Linked DNA regions of Mus musculus: region 2 is linked to region 1. A link is a loop called in an ENCODE intact Hi-C map of the cell type or tissue named here. Cell type or tissue: gastrocnemius. All regions are shown on one strand. Each heading gives the region's core, and the rest is flanking DNA. Links, peaks and the distances in the headings are about the cores only.

What was found. Hi-C counts contacts between places; a loop is a spot of excess contacts. Peaks named below come from ENCODE experiments on the same cell type or tissue, not always from the same donor. Only the 100,000 strongest peaks of a DNase experiment are listed, where the experiment ranks them.
Region 2: it touches region 1 in a loop (4-fold over the local background); 1 of 42 quality-filtered maps calls a loop at or near these places.

What each region holds. Positions count from the first base shown.
Region 1 is chr7:63,518,504-63,523,417 of GRCm38, forward strand. The region is part of intron 1 of Otud7a (OTU domain containing 7A); the gene reads left to right. Among named protein-coding and RNA genes, the nearest start is that of Otud7a, 76 kb to the left of the region's middle. In gastrocnemius, for the core only: no CTCF peak of the experiment used is centred there; a DNase peak (open chromatin) is centred at 2,005.
Region 2 is chr7:63,584,275-63,589,188 of GRCm38, forward strand. All of the region lies in intron 1 of Otud7a (OTU domain containing 7A), which reads left to right. Among named protein-coding and RNA genes, the nearest start is that of Otud7a, 140 kb to the left of the region's middle. In gastrocnemius, for the core only: no CTCF peak of the experiment used is centred there; a DNase peak (open chromatin) is centred at 2,432.

The DNA.
Region 1 (4,914 bases), core at 839-3,338:
CTTTCTTACAGCATCTAGGACCACCGGCCTAGGGTGGCACTACCCACAGTGAGCTAGGATCTCCCACATCAATCATCAATTGAGAAAATGCACTACAGGCTTGCCCACAGGACAGCCTGGTAGGACATTTTTTTCCAAATGATTCTAACCTGTGTCAAGTTGACATTAATTACCAGATAGCACACTGTCTTAGAAAACATTCAACAGTCACCTATCAGCTCCTGAGGTCATATATAGGATTCCAAGAAGATCAAGTTTCCTATGATGTACCTTGGATCAAACTTCTCTGAAGTCTTTACACATTGACATTGATTATATCTTTTCTTTTTCATGTGTATGTAGGAGTAATCTTTGAAAAAAATCACTATCTAAATCCAAATATAAAACAGAAATTTCTATATTAGGAATAGCATAGAAAGTGTAAGTGATATAAAAAATGGTGGTTCATCATAAACTTGGGGGCTTACTTCTTACCTTAATTCTCATTTTGTTACATTGTGGTATTTTTGATTATGGCCATGATTTTTCTGTTTCAGTTCTTTTATGTGTCAAATTAATTAGGCTTTAATACCAAGCCATTTGGTCAGAAACATCTGAATATAGTTATAAAAGTTGCTTTGGTTTCTTAAATAAGTGATTGAAATTTAGATCAGTACATTTTGAGTAAGGCTCAATTGGGTAGGCTTCAGCCAATCAATTAACTAAATATTCTGTGACAAACACACACACAAAAACAGGTCTCCCAAAGCAAAATGGAATCTGCCTTATAGTGGCTTCAAATTCAGGCTATATCTTCAGCTGTTCCATGGGAAACTCACAATCTGCCCTTCATATTTTGATCTTGATTGTTTTCATATGTATGTGAGCTATTTCCTTAAACTAAGTAGATAGGTAGATACACACACACATACACACACACAGAGAGAGAGAGAGAGAGAGAGAGAGACAGAGACAGAGACAGAGACAGAGACAGAGACAGAGACAGACAGACTGATGATACTGCTGCTTCTCCGGAGAGCCTTGGATATTGTAGACTTGTCTATGGTAAGTATGGTTGAAAATTGCTGATTCTGGATCCAGATCTCCAAGCCTCAGCTGAATCTTCTGTAAAGTAAGGCTATTGTACCATCTTCACAGATTTGTCATGAGGCCTTCAAGACTTCAGACAGTTAAAGCAGTTATCCAGCAGCCAATATTCAAGAAAGAATGAGTACACTATATTTGAGAGAGGATATGTGACAAGTGATGTTATCCCTTGTTCTCTGAGGAGTTAGATATTGTGCTCCTTTGCCTACTGAAGTAAACACTACTGAGTAAGGACTAGGAAATAAAGTCTCACAGGGGACTGTGTTCCTAATACCCTTTGTAAATAGAGCTAAAGTGACATTTGTCAAACTTTCCAAAAAGGGGGATGTGCTTCTGTACTGAGTCTCATATCATGGGGCCTGCTGTCCCCAGGAACGTGTGTACTAGGTGCTAATTGCTACCCTATAAACACTAGCTACTACTGAAAGAAATTCTGAGCATATCAGCCAGGCTCTCCTTCCAACCTAACAGCTCTGATTTTTCTCATCCCCAACTCTTGGGAGCATGCCCTCCTTCCAGCCAGCTGTGTGTCTTCAGTGGCTATGGCTGGTGAGGACATCGGAAGGGGGCTTGCTAGGACTGGTTTTGAGAAAACTGAAAGCACAGTCCATAGATGTTCAGGGAGACTCAGCTTTCCCACAAAAGGAGTTGGGTGGATGAGGATCCAACCACCATGTGGTCACCTTTGGACTGGGAGAGGTCTGGGGATGGGCTAGTGAATGAAGGCCTCTACCACCAAATGGTCACTAAGTAGGAGAGGTTAAGGAAGGGAGGGTTAGTGAATTAGGACCTTGGCCATCATATGGTCATTGTGTGGCTGGGAGAAGCTGAGAAAGGGGCTACCTAGTGAAGAAGGAGTAGGCCACCATCTGGTTACTCAGGGGCTGGAAGAGGCTCAGAGGAAAGATCTAGTGAATAGGACTTCCACCACCATATGGTCACCGTATGGCTGAGAGAAGCTAGCCAAGGAGCCATTTCTCTGTACCAAGTCTCTGCCTTGTCAGCTCTCCACCTGGGAGGAGCAGGAGCTCTGCATTTATCTAAATCTCCTTTACTCCCAAGTTGGTCTTTTATAAGACAGTTTCATTTTCAATGCTAAACATAATGAAAATAAGTAGATTTTATTGTTTAGAAGATTCATAGCAGCAATAACTTTGCTTTCATTTCCATAGATCTTTATTCGCAGTTCGACCAGTGACTAGAGAGAGAAAAGGAAATGACCTGCTATTTCACTTAAGCTAAATGCATTGACTTTTTACAAAATTAAATCTTCAGTAAATTAACTTGTGTGTCTGGGTTTCTTATAAAAGCCAGGAGAGGTGCTCATTGTTACTTATTGTTCACCTGCAGCTTAGGGGTGGCTCTGTCCTCTGTAAACATTTATTCCCTCCAGGAGCCAGAGGGGGGGCCTCTGGGCTTTCACCCTGACACTGAGCTAGGGAGAGGTCAGGCATAGAGTGGTCCCTAGTTCCTGTCATTCAAGTATAAGTTCATAGAAGAGGATCAGGATCTTTGATCCTACTCAGGCTCCGGCATCTAGAGCAATGCTGGCAATAAGTATCATATATTTAGTTATATTTGTTAGATACATGAATCAATCATTTACCAATTTACCCCCATAGTATACTAAGAATGACTGATTTAAAAACAAAAAACAAAAAACAAGCAACTACTTTACGTTTAAATATGTGGTTGAGATTGCCACTTGCTCTCTGCTTAGTGCAATAATCTCTTTAAAGGAACAACTGGCAGCCCATGAAAGAAGAGCTTGCTTTGATAGACATTAAGTATACCACAAATACACAGTAATTAAAAAAAAATGTGGTCTTGAGGCAATTACAGACAAATAGGCAGAGGGAGCTGGGAGACAGACCTTAGTGTGGCAGGAGCTTAATATATATTAAAACATAGCCACAAATCAATACAGATTTTAAATGGAAACTTTAGAAACTTCCTATATAGGGGAAAGCTTATAGATAAAGGAAAGCAGAACTGGAGTGATACCAAACCACATCAAACTGTTAAAAATAAAGGCTTACCCATGGAAGACAGGCCTGAGAGCTTAATCCAGGGAAGCTAAGATAGGAGGGACTTCTAAAAGAAAGATTTAAGAGAACATGTGATAGAGTCATTTCAGAATTAATAATCTCAGATTAAGGGCTCTCTTAGAAATCAAGTTAAGTGAAAGATGGGAATTCCAAGTTAATAGGAGCCCAGAAGAGCCCAACGGTGGTCAGTCTTCCCTGTCAGCTCGACTTGATCTAGGATCTCCTTGTACACTCACTTCTAGGGATGTTCACGAGAACATTCCAGGGAGATTTAACTGATGGGAGAAGACACATCCTGAGTATGGTTGACACTATCCCATAGGCCAGGCTTCCAGACTGTTGAAAACAAAGAAGAGAAACAGCACCCGCATTTCTCCTCCTGTTTCTTGACTGTAGATGCAAAGTGACCAGCTGTATTATGTTCCCACCAGCATACGTCTCAGTTCTAATGGACTGAATCCCTTCAAACTGAGAGCCAAAGCAAGCACCTCCACCCTTAACTTGCTTTAGTCAGACATTTTACCACAAGAAAAGAAACTAACACAGTAGATGAAGTATACAAACAGACATTTTGAAAAACAGAAAAATCCCCAGATTAGATAGGAAAAGAAAAGTTTCCAAGTCGTTTTTAATCGGAGCTGTGTGCTTTAGAAAGTAACGAAATGACCTTTTTGTAAATCAGAAGGGCATCTTTTGAACCTATGAGGGTAGCTGCTATTGCCATCCATGAGACTGAGAAGGGAAGAGGAACTAATTTCAGCCTGTGGAGTCGTAAGTCAGAGATTTAGCTAGGCAGATATGGTATGACATATGTGGAAATGTCAGGCAAGTTAGATGTTGACAATGCAGAGCTTCAGAGAGGCATTAGAGCTGAGGGTGACTCTGTAGCCTTCCCTCTACTCTGCATGCTGTCTCAGGCCTTTAGCAAGGGAAGCAGTGAGGAGTGTGTTCATGAAAACAGGAAGCCCCAGCTGAGCTCTGCAGTGAAGATGCAGGAAGTCTGGGTGAACGCAGAATGTCAAGAGTGCCCAAGGAAGGCAGTGTTTCAGCAGGGGCATGTCTGTAATACCCTTGAAGGCTAATTAATATAAGACACACTTGGTGGCTGATTTTAGAAACCCACGTCAGACAGCACAAAGCTGAATAGAAAGCCTTCAGATGCTATGCTGGTCTGGGACATTTGGTACCTTACTCATCTGTCACATGCCTGTGTCACAGCTATCTGTGCAGTTCCTAGTCTTCCAACAAAAACAGAGATGGAAGCCTTCATTTGACTCCTACTCAAAAGGAAGGACATAGCAGTCAACCCAAAACACAAGGAAAGGTAGAGTAGAAAATGTGAAAAATTTAAGCAAGATCACCAGCCCACTTTCTAACACAGCTTACCTTTACATCGACCACTTAAATCACTTAGGCACTCACAGTTAAAAAGATCAGAATTAGTACCTAAAGCGTCCACTCAGCCCAGTATTTCTCCCATGGTCACTCAGGGTAAATATTACCAGGAAGAACCTCAACCATCAGATTCTTATAGCATTTCCATGGGCATTGGTACGTCTCCATTCCCAAAGCCTCCGGGATTTCTGCAGGGCAGACAGTGTCATCATTAGCAGATGGTGGCCAGTGAGCTCAGAGGATATGCAGGACATGAGTCAGTTGTCTCATCTGAGTGGCTGCTATGACATTGACTGGGAGGCCCCTCATGACTACATTCTACAACTGAGATCACATGTTAAGTCCAGAAATTCCCCATCAAGGGTCAGACTCACCCTCCTCCTGA
Region 2 (4,914 bases), core at 1,205-3,704, 66 kb after region 1:
GCTTTATGGATTATACTTGTAATCACAGAGATTTGGAGGCTGAAGCAAGAAAATGCTCCAATCTGGTGTTACTGGGGTCTCAAGGAACCAAAGCACAGACATACACATGCTCACGAATGCATGATTATGTATCAGCTGAAAATCTGTCAACTAATAAGGTCAGTAGTTCAGGGAACTGACTGCCACTGAAGAGATAGTTGTGATGCAGCAGAATAGCACAGGCCTTTACCACCAGTTCCTCTGGATAGAAAACTCAAGGGCAGCCTAGACTACAGAGTGGGTGCAAGGCTAAGCTTGGAACTTAATGAGAAGCCCTTTCTCCACCTTTCAAAAAGTAAAGAGAAGGCTGAGGGTGTGACTCAGCACTTGTCTAGCATAGAAAATCCCTGCAATTGATTCCTGCTACTGTAAGGAAATAGGGAAGGGAGGGAGAAGTGGACAGTTGTTCACAGTTCCTGGGAGAAGGGGGCATGTCATGCCATGTCACAGGGGGCCACCCAGGGAAGCACAGGGGCTGGTCAGGAAGTCAGGAGAGGGACGGCTGTGGGCAGGGCTTTTGAGTGGTTTCTGATGTAAGGAGTAAGGACAGAACTAGCCAAAGAAGCAAAGGCCCTGAGCATCAACACATGTAGATGTGTCCAACACAGAGTAGGGATAGTTCTTCTCCTTTGCCCATGCCCTAATTGATCATCTGTCTTTAGTGTTGGATTTCAGGAGTTCACTATAAATTTGACTAAATTCTTTTGTCAAGTATGTGGTTTGTAAGTCTGTCTCAGCCTATAACTTCTCTCTTTACCTTAATATATATTAATATATATTTATATTTTATATGTTTAATATATACTTGCATATTTGTAGGTCTCAGCATTGCATTTGATAAGTGTGTGCAATGTATAATATGAACAAATCACACTTATCATCATATCCATTACCCCAAACATTTGTCATTTCTGTTTGAAAAATATTCAAAATCCTTTTGTGTAGCTGTTTGGAAATATATAATAAATACTTTTATGCCTCAGGATCTTTCATGGAGCTTTAACTTTGATAATGTTTAATGTATTGGTTTTATTATCAAGGTCACAAAGACCTATGCCCCAAATATTTTATTCTAACATCTCATAGGTTTATGTTTTATACATAAGCCTACTATCTAGCCAGGTGTTGAAGCATATTTCTATAACCATGGCACTTTGTGGACACAAGCAAAATAAAGAGTTTGAGGTGAGGGGCTGTAGAGATGACTCAGTGGATAAGACTGCCTGCTCTTCTAGAGGTCCTGAGTTCAATTCCAAGCAACCACATGGTGGCTCACAACCATCTGTAATGTAATGCTCTTCTGGCATGCAGGTGTACATGCAGATAGAGCACTCATATACATTGAACAATTAAAAATAAATCTTTAGAGAGAGAGAGAGAGAAAGAGAGAGAGAGAGAGAGATATTTTGGGGTCAGCCTTGCTACATGAAAAGGCCCTATCTCAGAACACCAGATCTAAATCTCCCACCCATCCTGACTGATAGCCTATGAAGTGTGAGACTGGGGTTAAAGAGGTGAGACTTTGCTGATTGACATCCAGTTTGCAAATGGCTGCAAATGCTTTCGCTCCCTTTAGCTTCATCTTTGACGTTGCCAGAGACCAAGCACTTGCTTCCCCAGCACATAAACTAAAGAGAGTGACACAGAAAAGCTTACCATGGTCTCTGTACAAGGATGGCATGCAGCTCTCTGAAGAAGTCTGTTTGAATGTCATTAAATTGTTTGCTTAAAATGACACAGTTTATTTAAAATTTCCCTAAAGAAAAAAGAAAAAAAAAAAACAGTGTAACATGCCAGCAATCAGCAACCAACAACCTCTGGAGTGTATACTTTAATAGATGAATCATATGACATGTGGGTAGATTTTCTCAGTAGAGCTGTTTTTGCCCAAAGGGATGAGGGGCAATCAGTGGCCTATGCTTTTACACACTGATGTCTGATTTCTCTGTATTGTACAAAGATCTATATAGCTCAATAGTGAGTGCCTTCTATATAACCCCAGGTGTATAGCAGATGGTGTGTGTCAAGTCCCTTTCACTCTTTTTTTTTTTTTTTTTGAGATAAGTTGTAGCCCACACTATCCCACACTCACAGTGTAGTGGCACCAGATGGCCTGGAACTCTCATTAATCCTCCTGCCTCAGCTTCACTATTACTGAGATTACAGGCATGAGTTACCATGCCTGTCTTACATCAGAGAGTGATTACTCCCATTTCATTAAAAAAAAAAAATGTAACTGGGTGCCATATGGCTGCCCAGGTTACTCCTGTCTAGGAGCCTCTATGGTGTTTTTCCATAGTGACCAAACAAAATGTTATTTTCTCCTCATCTTGGGATCAGTTGTCATCCTTGGGTGTGTAGATGACAGCTCCCTAACTGACAGGCGCGCAGTGACACCTTGTGGTTTTGGTTTGCAGCTCTTAGATAGTAAGCATGCTAAGCCCTTCCCATATACCTGCTGGGGATTTCTACATTGTCTCTGAGAAATGTCTGTTCAGTTCTTTGCCCATTTTTAATAGATTGTGCAGTGGGCTTTTGCTAATGAATTAGATATATTTTACAGATTTTGAAAATTAGCCCATTTGTATGGTTTGCAAACCTTGTCCCCCGTCCTGCCAGCTACCTTCCATCCCACTGGCTTTTCTTTCTCTATGGAAGCATCTTAGTTTGATGAAGTCCGTCTTGTCAATGCTCTGGGATCACAGCCAAGAAGCATCTCCAAGACCGAAGGCAAGAAGAGTTTCCCTTATGTTCTCTTTGAAAAAAACAAAACTTTAAATTCTCAGGACTTATATTTGATAACTTAATCTGTTTTTATCCTTTGTCAAGTATGTGGCTTGCATCTTAATATCTGGGGCAAGATTTGAATGTGTAAGGTAAGATTAAGTCCATTTTCTTTCTTTGGCTATGACTATCCAGCCTTGCAACACCATTTGTTAGAGGGACTGCCTTTTCCTCATCAGGTCTTCTGGCAGCCTTGGAAAGGATCATGTGACTTGATCTGTATTGCTCTGTCTGGGCTTTCAACCCACCCCACCATCCACATGTCTACTTTTAGAGCAGTACCATGTGGTTTTGACTATTACAGGCTTTTAATACACTTGAATTGGGAGGTATAATGCCTCCAACTTTATTCTTGTTCAAATTCTCCTGTGTACTCAAGGTCTTTTTTTTTTTCCATACAAATTTACAGTTTCTCTTTTTATGTTTCAATTGGATTTCCATTATGATGTTTTTCAAAGATTGCACTGACTCTCAAGATCAGTTGTGTATTATTGACATTGTAACACTTATATTTTTTTTCAATTTCTGAACATGAGATCTCTTTATGTATAACCGTGTCTTTTATTTCATTATTTAGTGTTTTAAAGCCTTAACTTCTTGGTTGAGTTGATTCCTAAGGATTTTATCCCTTTGGCTGGTATTGTAAATGGGATTGTTTTCTTAATTTCTTTTGTATTAGTTCATTGATGGTGCTGTGTTTCTCTCATATCCTGAGATTGTAATAAATTCATTGATCACTTTTAGTATTTTTTTCTCTGTGGTTTTTCTGCTTTCTATATTGGCTCGTCTGCCTAGATGATCTCATGTCTTCCTTTCTAGTTTGCAGACCTTTCATACCTTTTTGTCTAAGTAATCTGTCTAGGACTCCTACAATCCTGTGAATAGAAGTGGCAGAATGAGCATCTTGTTTTGTCTTTGACCTTATCCTTATGATGTCATGAGGCTTACCACAGGGGCCATTATTGTGTGGAGGTAAATTCCTTCTGGTCCGAAATTATGGGAGCTTTTGTCATTAAAAATTGTTGGATTTTTGTGATTGTTCTATGTCTATCAGACCTTGCAGATTTTAGTCTTCCTTTTATTTTCTGTGTGGTGTAGCACATTGGATAACTTCGTGTGCTGAGCCATCCTTGCATCTTAAAGGTATATACTACTTGGTAATGGCAAGCAGTCTTTTTGATGCAGTATTACATGTGGTTTGCTAGTATTCTGTTCGTGATATTTTCACCCATGTTTATCATGGTCTTAATTTTTTGTGCTATCTTTATTTTATGACGACAGCAATGATAACCTCAGAGAATAATTTGTGCCATTTGGGAGACAGAGGCAAGAAGACTGTCACATGACTGAGTGCGGGTTGGTCTACATAGTGAGTTCCAGACAAACTAGGGCTACATTGTGAGATACTATCTCTGAGAAGGGGATGTTCCCTTCTATTTTGTTGAATAGTTTAAGAATATTGGTATTACCTTTGAATGGTTGATTAAACACAGTGGTTGTTTAAGAGATCATTGTTTATTTTCCATGTTTCTGTGAATTATTTTATTTTTCTCATTTTCTGTGAATTCTCTTAATTTCCTTAACGGCCTTTAGTTCAATTTTACTGTACTTAGGGAAATGTTTGATATGTTCTCAGTCTTGCTAGACTTGTTAAGTCTATCCTGGAAAACCTGTAGACTTGGAGAAGTGCGTCTTCTGCTAATCCTGGTAGAATGTTCTGCCTGTTGCACCCATTCTATCCACAGGGTTCTCAGTGACTACTATGTCAGCTCTAGAGCTTCTTCCTGCTGGATTTTCTTTCTGTCTGAGTGTTTCACCCATACTTGACAGGGACCACAGAAACTTCTTCTTCTTCTTCTTGTATTGTTGTCTCTTTCTTTCTTCTCTGTCTAGAGAGGCATCCCTATGAATTTCTACAGTTTTCCCTTCTTGGAACATTTGGAACCAAGCTACAGTCCAGGCAAGCCCTTCCTGTGTACCTGTCCTCGGGTGTTGACCATGCCCTCGGTGTCCCTGTCCCTGAGGACTCATTCTTGTCCTGTGTAGTGATGAGGGTCTATCAAGGGTGTGATACAATAGAAAGAAATATTC